Regions from separate parts of the Homo sapiens genome. Here region 2 is linked to region 1. Evidence: chromatin contacts called from ENCODE Hi-C or POLR2A ChIA-PET data. All regions are on one chromosome and are shown on one strand. Each heading gives the region's core, a stretch centred on a gene start or an enhancer-like site at or near the end of the contact. The rest is flanking DNA. Distances are from core to core; before and after follow the strand shown. Region 1 has its middle 89 kb from the start of BCL2L14. Region 2 overlaps ETV6 (ETS variant transcription factor 6).

Region 1 (6,061 bases), core at 2,293-4,792:
CTCTTGTATGGTGGCATCACCTCCCTTTTCTCTTCGTATTTTTTTCTTTTTTTTTTTTTTACTGGGAAGAGAGTCAGCTCTTGGAAGCTCTTTTCAGTTAGAGCTGCAGACACCCTCTCTGATGCCAGACCCTAAGCTTGCCACCCTCATCCTTGGCAGGGTAGGCGACACTGGGAAAGTTATCAGCTTGCAGGTTCGTGTTTAATTACACCATGTGCTGCTTCAGTTACAAAACTACTTGAATAAGGTTGAAGACATAGCAATAGACTATCAGGATTAGTTTTGGCTGTGACAACAGCAACAACAACAAAAACAACAACAAAAACCCAGGGTAACAATGGTTTGAACATGATAGCAGTTTATTTCTTTTTCAGACCAAAAAAAAAAGTATTGTAGACAGACACTCCTTGATTTGTGTGTGACTTTGGGCTCATAGTCTCAGATGCTGGCATTTGAGGGAAAAGAATGGAAGAAATATAGAGCAGCTGTGCCAAGAGTGCAGGTGTGCCATCTCTTAGGGAAGGTTCTCAAAGTCTGCTCATTCCATTCCTAACTCATTCCATTAACAAAAACTTTTTCACAGGGCCACACTAAGCTACAAGACAGGTTGGGAAACACTGCCTTTACTGTAGACAGCTACATGTCCAGCTAAAAATTAGGGGTTGTATTGCCATAGAGGAAGGGGAGAATGTATTTTAGCGGACAACTAGCAGTCTTGGTCACCAGTCACTCCTCTATCTGTTCCTTGTGTCTTTCTAAATGCCTTATGTAACTGTAGAAGGTGACTTGGTCACCAATCAGTTTGTGGCAAAGAGCATTACAGGGTTCTGGTTTAGTCCCAGACTTTGGAACCATTTTTGGGGGAGATCGCTTAATATGTCAATAACCTTCCATTCCAGAAACTGCTCCCCTTCCATGTTAGCCGTGTGGGTTTATAGAACCAGAGCAGTGATGTCTTCCGAGAAGGGCATCCAAGGTAATGAAGGAACTGAAAAATCACACCACATGTGGGACAGCTGAGGATATTTAGCCTAGAGGAGAAGCTGAAGAAACAGGATATTTAGCCTAGAGGAGAGAAGAGTGGAGGATGACATGTTTCATATATTTGAAGGGCTGTCTTGTGAAAGATCTAGATGGACAAGAAGGGCAGAATCCACTCAGTACATAGAAGTTATAGGGAAAGTAATATAAGTTCAATACACAGAGAGAAATTGTAATATTAAGAGCTATCTCAGAAGATATGAGCATAGATTTACTGCTCTGTTCCCATTGCTGGTAGACATTCAGGACAAAATAGTCAGCAGAGAAGGTTTGCTTCTTGCCCTGATGGCAGCTGCAGTCTAGTGAGGAAGACAGAAATGGCTCAGATCATCACACATTCATAAATGTATATGGTAAAGCATGACAATTAGGCCTTAGACCATTGACTGTGGAGAAGCAAGGGATAGTTGACCATTTGTAGACCTCGTATAGACAGGATTTGTGCTCATGTAGGGTCTAAATTAAATGACTTATGACCTCTCCCAGTTCATTTCTAGAAATGGACTTTAAGTAGTGCTACAGTGGGAAGAACAGAAAAGATTTACCTTGGAGGGCAAAGTGAATTTCAAATTTGTGGGACTTCTACAGTGGACTTTTGAAAGTTCCACAATAGGTCACCATTACTAAACCCGGTTGTGCTATTATCTTGATAAGTAGAGGACGCTGGTTGAACACATTAGAGTTCAATGACTTGAGAACCTGATGACTTAGTCATTTTGGGAAAAGTAAAAATCCTCTAAAATCTGTAAATTTTCTCAAAATTCTGAAAAGTTTTTCCACTGAGGACTTTTTTTTTTTAAAAACCTCCCTTTTGCCCGAGAAAATAACCAGGAAAGAAATCATAAAAATGCTTTTTTCAGATCTCCCAATGTCTAAATATATCAATATACAAAACATGGTAATTTTATGAGTGAAACAAGTTATACATAATGCATTTTTTTGTTCCTAAACGAACAGCATGACTTTATATCTGTAAAGGGCACTAAAAATAAGTTTTGCATGTATTTCAATCCCCTGCCCCTAAATTTTCTTTGAAGAATTTTTTTTTGTTCTTCCATGGCTTAAAATTTCTGAAAAATAAATGTATCTAGTCTGTTCCTTTGTTCTTGCTGCCTGGTAGCTTGTGTTCTATTCCTGTGAAGTTTAGGGGTATGAAATAAACTGTTCTTTTAGCTTAACTGATACAGAAGGCTTAACTCTCTCAAACGCCTCACATTTACCTGCGGTTGTCTAGAGAGCAAAAGATGGGGGATGAGTGTTCTGTCAATGGTTTTAACCAAGTTGAGCTCCTTCATTTCTTTCCAGCTTAGTTTCCATGAGGGCCTGCCAGGTACAATAACATACAGCAAGGACTAAAGAACCATACAGCTAGACAGTAATTTGTCTTCATGACATCACTGAGAGACATTCAGGCAAAAAGGCTGTTACTAGTGTGGGGGCATTGGCAAGAGGATCAGCTTTTGAAGTCTGGACAGTGTGGTTGGGGGCCAACAGTCTTGGGCTCTGCCACCAATTCTGTGGGGCCATGGGCAGGTTGCTCATCCTCTCTGAGGCCTCCATCTATTCACTGAAGGATAAAGATATTGACACAATCTCCATGGTCCTCCTAGGCTTTAACATGCCATGCATCTATTTATCTTGGGAAGATACATTATGAAGTCAGAAGGTCAGAGGATGGATAGAAGGTTATATGTATGGTAGAGTTGGAATTTCTTGTTTCTGAATGGCACTGTGGTCTTTTGGGTAAGCATGTTCTTTGCTGGGCGGTCTTGATTTTCTATGGGGAGGATTGAAAATCCAAGGGAAAGGAAAAGAGGGTTGACAGAAGAGAATGACTTCTTCCGGTGCCAAAAAAGCTCTGTTCCATAGCAGTAATAATTTCAACAACTGCTGTATCCTGTGTGACCTTGGTATCTCTTGGGGGGTAGAGTTGGAGAAGGAATGGTTCCTCAGTTTCTGATGCTGTTTTGTTGGCTTATTTCCTTCAAAAGCCTTCCCTTGAAAGCCTGGCTTAGTTTACAGTCAGCCAGCCTGACACTGGCTCTGAGCTAGTCCTGACCCATTCTGATAATGCCTAGGCCCCTCCCCACTGCCATGGTGATGGAGATGGGCTGAGGAGCTGGGTGGCATTTCTATCCTAGTGATACAAGAGTCCGTAGGGTTCTTTTGCCCTTCCAGAAATGACGCCAAGGGCAGGATTCCCAGGCGGCCACCAGGGAGCCAGATCTTGTTTTGTCTCCAGCTTGGTTGGCAGACTTAAGAGGCTGAGATGAGCATCTGAAGTTCGGAGTGCTTCAGGCTGATTCAAAACTTAAGCTGGGTTCTTTAAAATTTTGAGTGAATTGTCACCAACGTGCAAAATGTACATACGTGCTCTTTCAAAAATGACTAATCTCCACCCAACCACACTATTTCCTTTCTTGCTGCCCACATTTTAACACCACAAGGGTGGTTCTATTTATTGTCAATAAGGCACTGCTTAGATTTCTTAGATCTGAAAATGAAAATAAATGCCTCAGTTTGTATATGAAGTGACGTGAGTTATTATGCATGCAGAAAGTAATTGTGAAAAACTGGAAATAACCTAAACTTCCATCAATGGGGTGTTGGTTAAGTAATTTATGGTAATTTATAAATGAAATATAAGGCAGAATTTAAAATGATGATATAGACATATCTTTGTTGATGAGGAAAATTGTTCTAATGTGAAAAGTGGTATGTAATAGATGACCCCATTTTTGCAAAAATAAATAAATAAATAAATTGCATATACTGTAAATTTGAAAAAAATCTGTAAGCGAGAACTCACCTAGGCATTTGTAGTTGAGAGATGAGAACAAGAATTTCTGGTGTTCAAATGGCCTTAACATTTTCTCAGAGCCTTAAAATTTTCACGACACTGTTTAGGTAGCAGCACCTTGATTTCCAATGCCCAAAGTAGTCCATGTATAAAGGATTTGAATGGCAGCTAATTAGGGGTGATGGGGTTTTAGATGGTTGTGTTTTCTACTCACTAGATTGATTCCCCCCACACACAATAAGCATGTATTGCCTTTGAAATATAATAGTAAACATAAGATAATCAGGAGAACATCCTTTGCTTGTTATGTTTTGGTTGAAATTAATTTAAACCTCGTATAGTTCAAACTGCTACATCTCCTTCCTCCCCTCACTCCCCTTTTGTCTCTAAGTTCTTTATACTCAGTTATTTTGCATAATCGTGTCCCCTTCCAATTAATGGTGATGTCTTGACACATCGCAGGTTGGGAGGAACTTTCCAAAAAGAAAACTTGTTCTTTCTCTATTTAGCCTTATAATGCTGACTTCTTGGCATTCTGGCTCACCTGCAGGGGTTGTGCATGTGGTCTGGGAAGCCAAAGGAGAAAATCAGAAGTAGTCAGAAGAGGAACTGGTCAAGATTTAACCAGTGGAGATTTAACCATCACAGTGGATAATAGAATTGCTATTCTCAATTCATCACAGCACTTAAAGAGAATTATTCATCAACACCCTTGCTGTGACCTCATGGTGGGAGGAGTGTCCTTCTTGCCCCTTAACTTTGGGTTTGGCCAAAAAGAATACTTGTTAGATGTGATGGCAGAGGCTTGAAAAGAGCTTGCGCATTAAAGCTTGATCTTTTTGTATCTCAGTGACCATGATGGGAAGAACTTTCCCCAGGCAGCTGTTATCCACTCAGCTTAGGCCCAGAATGAACACGCTTGCCTACAGCTCAACCTATAGGCTGGAGCTAAGGACAGGTTGGCGTTAAGCACAGCCGAACTGTAGCCTTGCTCAGCCTAGAGCCGCTGAACCACAGTCAGTCTTGCAGACCTGTAGACGTGAGACTAAATTCTTGTGTTGTTGTTGTTGTTGTTTTTGAGACAGAGTTTCGCTCTTGTTGCCCAGGCTGGAGTGCAATGGCGTGATCTTGGCACACTGCAATGTCTGCCTCCCAGGTTCAAGTGATTCTCCTGCCTCAGCTCCCGAGTAGCTGGTACTACAGCCATGCACCACCATGCCCAGCTAATTTGTATTTTCAGTAGAGATGGAGTTTCTCCATGTTGGTCAGGCTGGTCTTGAACTACTGACCTCAGGTGATCTGCCCACCTTGACCTCCCAAAGTGCTGGGATTACAGGCATGAGCCACCATACCCAGCGAAATCCTTGTTGTTTTAAGCCATTGGATTTTTAGGTGGTTTCTTATACAGTATTAATGAGGATAGATTATTGGGATAAATCTGCTAAACAGAACCTTGTGGGTCCCTGCTGGCTAGAAAGGGATTTCTGGCCACTTGTGCATATGGGTATATAAAATTATACAGAGATGTTATGACAATAACCTGGGAAATAAAAGAATATGGTTAACCATATTCCCATCCTTGGTAACCAACTGACACTAATTTTTGATCCAGGGCAAGTGTTTCTTTACCTGATTAATGCCTCCCAGAATTATTTGAGCTCTTCAAATTAAAGATAACATTGCCAATATTGTAGCTCTAGGTCCACAGTCATTCAGCTTGTTGTCAATGCCTGACTATTGAGTGAGTCATTATGAATAGTTTACAAGCTGGGGAGTCTAGACTGTCCTATTGACTCTGGGTTTTCTGTCAATCTAATTTTTTTTTCATATGCCCTCTTTCCTCCCATTTTAGCTTTGCTCGTGTGAAATCCAGCAGGCTGCTAGACAGATCAGAGGTCATGGTGGAGAATGGTGGCAGAAAACTCACAGAGATGGTGGCAGAAATATTAGATATATTTTGCTTTCTGTCCAAGAATTTTGCAATCTGGGGGTTTCCTTGAAGCTGAAATTGTGTTTAGCTTCCCAAGTGCAAGCATTATCCAGGTTCACCTTCTCCCATGCTTGGCAGGAAATGTAGAATCCTTTCTTGGATGCTTGCCTCATGTGCATCAACTGTTAATGCACATTAGACGGCTGCAGCCCAGCCCTGGGATGGCACTCTTGAGGAACATGGGCTCAGGATCATTAGTGCATACAGGTAGCCTGCCATTTCCCTGTAAC
Region 2 (6,061 bases), core at 1,018-3,517, 210 kb after region 1:
CTAATATGCAAGGTGTGGACAGAGCTGGCCAGTGGGGTTCCAGGCCAAGCTGGCCCCAGGATGAACTAGAACAGGCTCTCTTTCAGAGGCAAGGGCAAGGGTGATGTTTGCTCAGTTTATCACCCAGGTATATTATTTTCCACAACGGAAAGTTGCAGGCTTTTTTGCCATTTCGAGAGTATGCAGACTATGAGGTTAATTTTGTTTCTTTTTGCAGCCCTGGTACGGGTTTGACTTCGGTTCTAAGCATAAGGTCAATTTAACAGCAGTCAAAACAGTAGGGGTGCACTGAGGGGATAAAGAACACAGGCTTTGGAGCAGGCAGACATGAGTTCAAATTCTGGCTCTGCTACCAGCCAGTTCTGTGGCCTTGACCCAATTACTTACCATCTCTAAGCCCTAGTTTCTGTATGTGTAAAGCAAAGATACTATCAGCTACCTGCCAGGCTTGCTGGGAGAATAAAATTAATGAGGAAATTTATTAAAGCACTAGTAACACATAGTACACACCCAGTAAACTGTGACTTTCCACATGGTATCTAAGTTTTCTGGTACCTTGGTTTTCTCCAATCAAAAAGCGTGCTTAGAAGACTGAGGCAAAATTGCTAATAGTTCTTTACTAATACAAACGGAAAGATAGAGGAACAATAATGCAGCAGTCCTAAAACTACATATCAGCACATTAAAAAAAAAAAGAATCAAATTAGCAGAACCAGTCAACACTGGGACTGTACCATGGAAGCCAATTTGGACAAGGAGAACCATAACGGGAATGGCTTAAATGAGCAGCCATTTGGAAATATCCTGAGTGTTCCCTGGAGCAGCTGGGAGGAAGTAAACCAAAGCCCCAAGAGAACCTTCTCTTGAGCAAACTCACGTTCAACCCATGATCCTAGTCATTTTCATGTCAGCATTCAGAGACCCCCTCAAAACAAGTTGCTATAGATGACATATCTGGCAAGCACCCATTTTTCCTGTTTACATCAGATATACTTATTAAAAAAGTGTAGCTTTTTCATGCAATCTTCTTCATCAGACAAGCTCTTATACAATGAATATTTCTTCCCTACTCTTTAGAATAAATCCTATAAACAGCTGCTAAAGGCAAAAACCTCTTAAAACTGATTATACAATGTTAGAGTTGGACAGAGTTTATTAAGGTCATAGAGTTTGATTTCTCCCAGTTTTACAGATGAGCAACTGAGGCTCATCAAGGTTAAACAGTTCATACCAAGTCACAGGCAACTGAGTGACAGCCAGGATTGAACCCTGGCCTCCTGGCCCCAAGTCCAATATTCTTTCTGCTATACCATGCGGCCACCTGAAACTTTCCACTTGTTTATTTTCCCCCACAGAGTCGAGCCATGCTGCACACATAGAAGACTTCTACTAAATATTTGCCAAATTGATCTACAAATTCTACAATTCTGCTGTCTTAGCCTAATACTATATTTCAGTCTCCAGAGATCCCAATAGTGGTTTAATAAGAAGTATGAAGGCTTATAGGAATTCACAAAGTGCCTCTGAAATCATAATCTAATTTCCTCACAACAATGTGAAAAAGGTATGACTGTACCCATTTTAGAGATAAGGAAACTGAGGCTGGGAGGTTCAGTGACTTGTTCAAGGTTACATTGCTGGTTGTATATTGTTAGAGCTGGCCCTTAAATTTAGACAACTGATTTCAAAGCCTGTGCCTTTTTTATTTCATTAACTTAAGCCTAATTAATAATGACTGTTCTCACGCCCCAAATGATACCGCCATCCTTCTTTCTCCTAGCCTGTTCCATTAAAGAAAAAAATTTAGTTCCTAAGGCATCATCATGTCAATTTCAGAAACAAAACAAAGCACCACATGCAGGCTGATGGAACTGAAGAAAATGACATGTTCAGGTACAAGAATATCGTCCACCCAGCACAGAGCCCTATTTCCTTCAACAAAGCAAAGAATTCAGACCCAGCTCCCAAGACCGGAATAGCACTTACATTTACTGCCTTCAAGATTTTAAAGGCCGGCCTGAGGAAATGGCTGCATTCTCCCCTGACTGCCCGCCCCCACCCCATTGCTGAAGACGTCTTCAATCATTGCTTTATGTCAAAAGGGGAAGGAAAGAGGTCATTTCTGTGTCTTGGCAGCATAGGGCTGTCACATAACCTATAAGGCCTCCACGCAGGTCAGGGATGGGCAAAGCCACAAAGCAAGGGAGCAAGAAACAGGCTCCCGGCCTGGCTGCCGGCTGCTCTCGAGAGCTGTTCAAGATGGAGCTGGTGGCAGCTAATGGCGGGGGTGGGAGGAAGGGAAGCATGAAGAAGGCTGTGAAGAAAGGTGTGGGGGGACGGATATAATCCGGCATACAGAAACCTGTCAGGATGGGATTTATTTTTGTTCTGTGAGGGAGTATAATAGGGCTTTGCCTGCACTCTCAATAGCTGTTTTGAAGTGAACCCGGCTGGTATGTCTTTAATTTGTCATTTCATTATGAAACTGTTTCCCTTCCAAGAAGCCTTCAAGTCAGGAAGCTCTGTCTGCCCACACAGGAAATTCCTTTGCTTCAACTTCCCCAAAAAGGAAATTTCCCTCAGAAGTGAGCCCAGCATATGCCTTTGAGCAGAGCTGCTTCAAGAAACTTTGGCAGCTGAGTCCTGAAAACACCCCTTGGCTTTCTGCTGCTGCTGGGATGTGTGGATAAACAGTTCAGCTTTCACCCAGCAAGTGGGGACCCCACCGAAACCGACCCTGGCCCACACCTTCCTCCTGCTTCTTCATTCTCCCGTGCCCTTGCTCTTCATCACCTCCTGTGAGCCGCCAAGAGTTTTAACCCTGCGAGAGGCAACCAGTACCTGCGGCTTTCATGAAGAAATAAGCATACCTGCATCACACAGACGCTCACACCCACCACGGGACTGTCCCAGGACAGTCTCAGCACAAGGTACCTACTCTCGTTTCCCCCTCAGTCTCATACACAAACTTGAGACTTCTGGCAGAAAGGCTGCAGCATTTCAAATGAAGAGGGCACAAGAAAATAAAATGACAAATTATAGTTCCTAAAGCACGTATGTTACCAAAGTACCTTTTATCCAGGGTGGTGGTGGTTTTTTTTTTCCCCATGCACGCTTTCCCACTGAGGATTTTAAGTAAAACAAGGAAGGGGGAGATATCTCAAACCACAGCCTTACAAAAATTAATCTCTCAGACATATTGTGAATGGTTAAGTGGTGAGAGCCCACAGCAGCTGTGCTGAAGTGAATAAGATACAGTATTTTATGAAGCTTCTTAGCAAAGAGGCATTAGCAGGAAACTGCCAGATTCACAGTTAAGTTTTTAATTTTCCATTTAAAATCACTTCATTAAAAAAAAAAAAGTGGTGAAAAGGAAACAATACAGAGACCTAAAGCACAAAAAGAGAGAATGGTATTGAACCTGAGACTGCGTATCAAGCAGTGGGGACCAAGAGAGACGTAGACAGATGAGGATCTAAGACGGCCCTGGATTTTCACTTTGCAATTAGATTGCATTGGAATGGTAGGGGGATGGGGTCTGATCTTATTACACTATGTATGTGCCAGGGCTCTGAAAGGGACAGTATTTACCAGGAGACAGAGCAAGGGACTAGGGAGAGTCATATAGTTCACTAAAATCTGGATATATAAACCCTGAAGTTTTGGGTTGTGGTAGATGTTTTCTGTGGGGTAGCTTTAAATTTTTATTTTAGTGAGTTATTCTGTTTTTCTGAAATTTGTGAAGCTTTAACCACAGTCAGATCTCAAAGGGGAACTCAACACTATTCTTCATGTTCTTAAAGTGAAGAGATTAGGCAATAGGGCTTTGGCTTCTATTGGAAGGCAAGGTGTATATTGGATGGACCTGTCTCCCACCTACCACCTCTGTGACTCTGGTCAAGTTCCTTTTCCTCTTTAAGTTTGACTCTTCATCAGTAAGATGAGGATAATAAAACCCAGTTCACAGGACTGCCTAGAGGGTTAAATGATACAATACATGTGAAAAGCGCCTACCATAAGCACTCAATAAATGGAAGTTATTATTCCACATGGAGAACTACAAAGGATCTTTCCCCCAAATTCTGCACACCTCCTCCCTGTCACACACACATAGGCCACCCAGCTCTGGTAGCTCCTTCCCCAAGGGTCAAGATTTTCCTGACCACTTACTTCAACTCAAGACTTGGATTACCATGCCCTTTATACATCTGCAAGATCTTGGCATTACGATCAAACGTGATCATCCCTGAAGTAAAGACATTTAGTGAGAATGGTTGAAAGGCTTAAGGATTCAGATTTATACTCCCAAATTCACTACTCCTGTCAAAGAAATGCAGATGACTTGCACATTCTCAAATCGCCAGTGTACTAGAGGAGACCTGACCTTCTTTGGCCAAGACTGATGATGGCAATGTCTTGAGAGCAATGGCCACGCACAGTAAGTAGCAGACTGCTCATCCTGGCCTCAGAGCTCCAGGCTCACAATGTTTTGTCTAAATCAGGAGGCCTGGATTTTCCATCTAGTTTTCCATCTGTCTTATCCACAGAGAAGGCCAGCCCTAAGCAAATTATAGTGCTTATTTCCAACTCTACCCACTCCGTGCTGGCCACGGTCCTTCCACTTCAAAAAATTCAGGAGATCTGATAAGCTAATTTTCATTAAGATATTAGGGACTTGAGGTATTAATTATCTCTCTCCATAACTATCTCCTGCCATAATGATTTACTTTTAAAAGTGGAGCTATGTGGAAATAATGCCTGATCCAAAAGGAATGTCTCAACAATGGAATTTCAGGCACCCTGGTCATTCATCGTGGGAGATATTTATGTTCAAAGCACTCTAAATCATTGCAACTGGGTGACCACATTCCCTGCTTAAGTATAACATTCACCCCGTTCACAGTCAACTATAAGCCCTCTGTCCTGGGTCCAAAGTAATGCTATCTGAACAATAAAGGTTTAGAAGGCAGCCACTTTCTGAATCTCAATACTCCTTTAGCAAACAAAGAAGTACCAGACATGAGAGAGCTACACAGCGTCTGCACAGTGCCAATGCTACAATACCCAGTTGTATTTCAAGTTCTTTTCCCCGATCACTGGGGTGGCAGGAATCGTCACAGTAGTAGGAATAATCACAGAAGCTTTGTGAAGCAGGTATCTGGAATAACAGCTATAAGACGATCCCAACGAAAGCACGTGCGTGCACACACACTTGGATTCATCTGAAGCAAAAATTTTTCTCTAAGAATCAAAAGAAAAGCTTATTTTCTTTCATAAGGTCCAAAATCTATTTGATCAGAGACAAATTTCACATCTTTTTAGGTTTTTGTGGGTCTCTGAAGCTCCTCTCAGCACTTGGTCAGGGCATTCCAGTAGTTTCATTTATAACCCATGAGTCTCAAGTGAAGAAAACCTCTCTCAGGGAATTCCTACTTTTGTGTTCCTAAAAGACCTTTAATAAAACCCCAGATACCTGGATGAATATTTGAATCACGGCCAAATTTTAAGGTCAGCAAGAGCCCCCACGAAAAATGCTTGACAGAGTTGTAAATAGGGGAACGAGAACTGCGTCTGTTCAGAGAGGGGACTTTGTGAGGTGGCTTCACTACCACCTCATAGGAGAAGTGAAAGGAGTCAGTGTGGGAGCTGAGGAGTTCAAGAACAATGGCGTGAAGGAATCAGAATGAAAAAGGAAAGCATTTTCTCCCCGACTTTGTTCATATCTAGTGGGAAACCATGCCTAACAGAGATGAACCTTCCAACCCATCCGAATAACAGGTTTGGGAACCTGCACCACCTTAGGGTTCCTTCCTGAAGCAAGGCATGCGAGGAGGAGGAGGAAGGAGAAAGAGTCATTTTATGTCCTCAAGAGGGCTGGCACCAAATCACTTACTCATATTTGTTTCTCTACAAAGAGTTCCTGATGTTGGTGACTTAAGAGCTACTTAAGGAGAAAAAATAAAACCCCTCATCAGCTTTGGTCACGAATCACTGCTGCTTTGGGCGAGTCTTTTCTCCCTAATCTTACACCCCCTTTTCACAGCCCATGGCAATGAGTAGA

What was found. Hi-C counts contacts between places; a loop is a spot of excess contacts on that map. ChIA-PET counts read pairs that join two places held with the same protein, here RNA polymerase II (POLR2A). Pooled maps may share reads with other maps.
Region 2: a map with no recorded cell type shows a loop between it and region 1 (11-fold over the local background). The contact joins two enhancer-like sites. A Hi-C loop is called at or near these places in 8 of 37 single-sample maps with no recorded cell type and 12 of 50 pooled maps. POLR2A ChIA-PET finds 5 or more read pairs at or near these places in 6 of 52 experiments (AG04450, activated B cell, activated CD4-positive, alpha-beta T cell and 3 more).

What each region holds. Positions count from the first base shown.
Region 1 is chr12:11,978,717-11,984,777 of GRCh38, reverse strand. No RefSeq gene overlaps it. Among named protein-coding and RNA genes, the nearest start is that of BCL2L14, 89 kb to the left of the region's middle. Within about 2 kb of position 3,542, at least 5 of the 41 ENCODE cell types and tissues checked have a DNase peak (open chromatin) inside an H3K27ac peak, as active enhancers do.
Region 2 is chr12:11,762,762-11,768,822 of GRCh38, reverse strand. The region is part of intron 2 of ETV6 (ETS variant transcription factor 6); the gene reads right to left. Among named protein-coding and RNA genes, the nearest start is that of ETV6, 120 kb to the right of the region's middle. RefSeq lists enhancers at 2,652-2,731, 2,742-2,821, 5,327-5,536, 5,867-5,916. Within about 2 kb of position 2,267, at least 25 of the 41 ENCODE cell types and tissues checked have a DNase peak (open chromatin) inside an H3K27ac peak, as active enhancers do.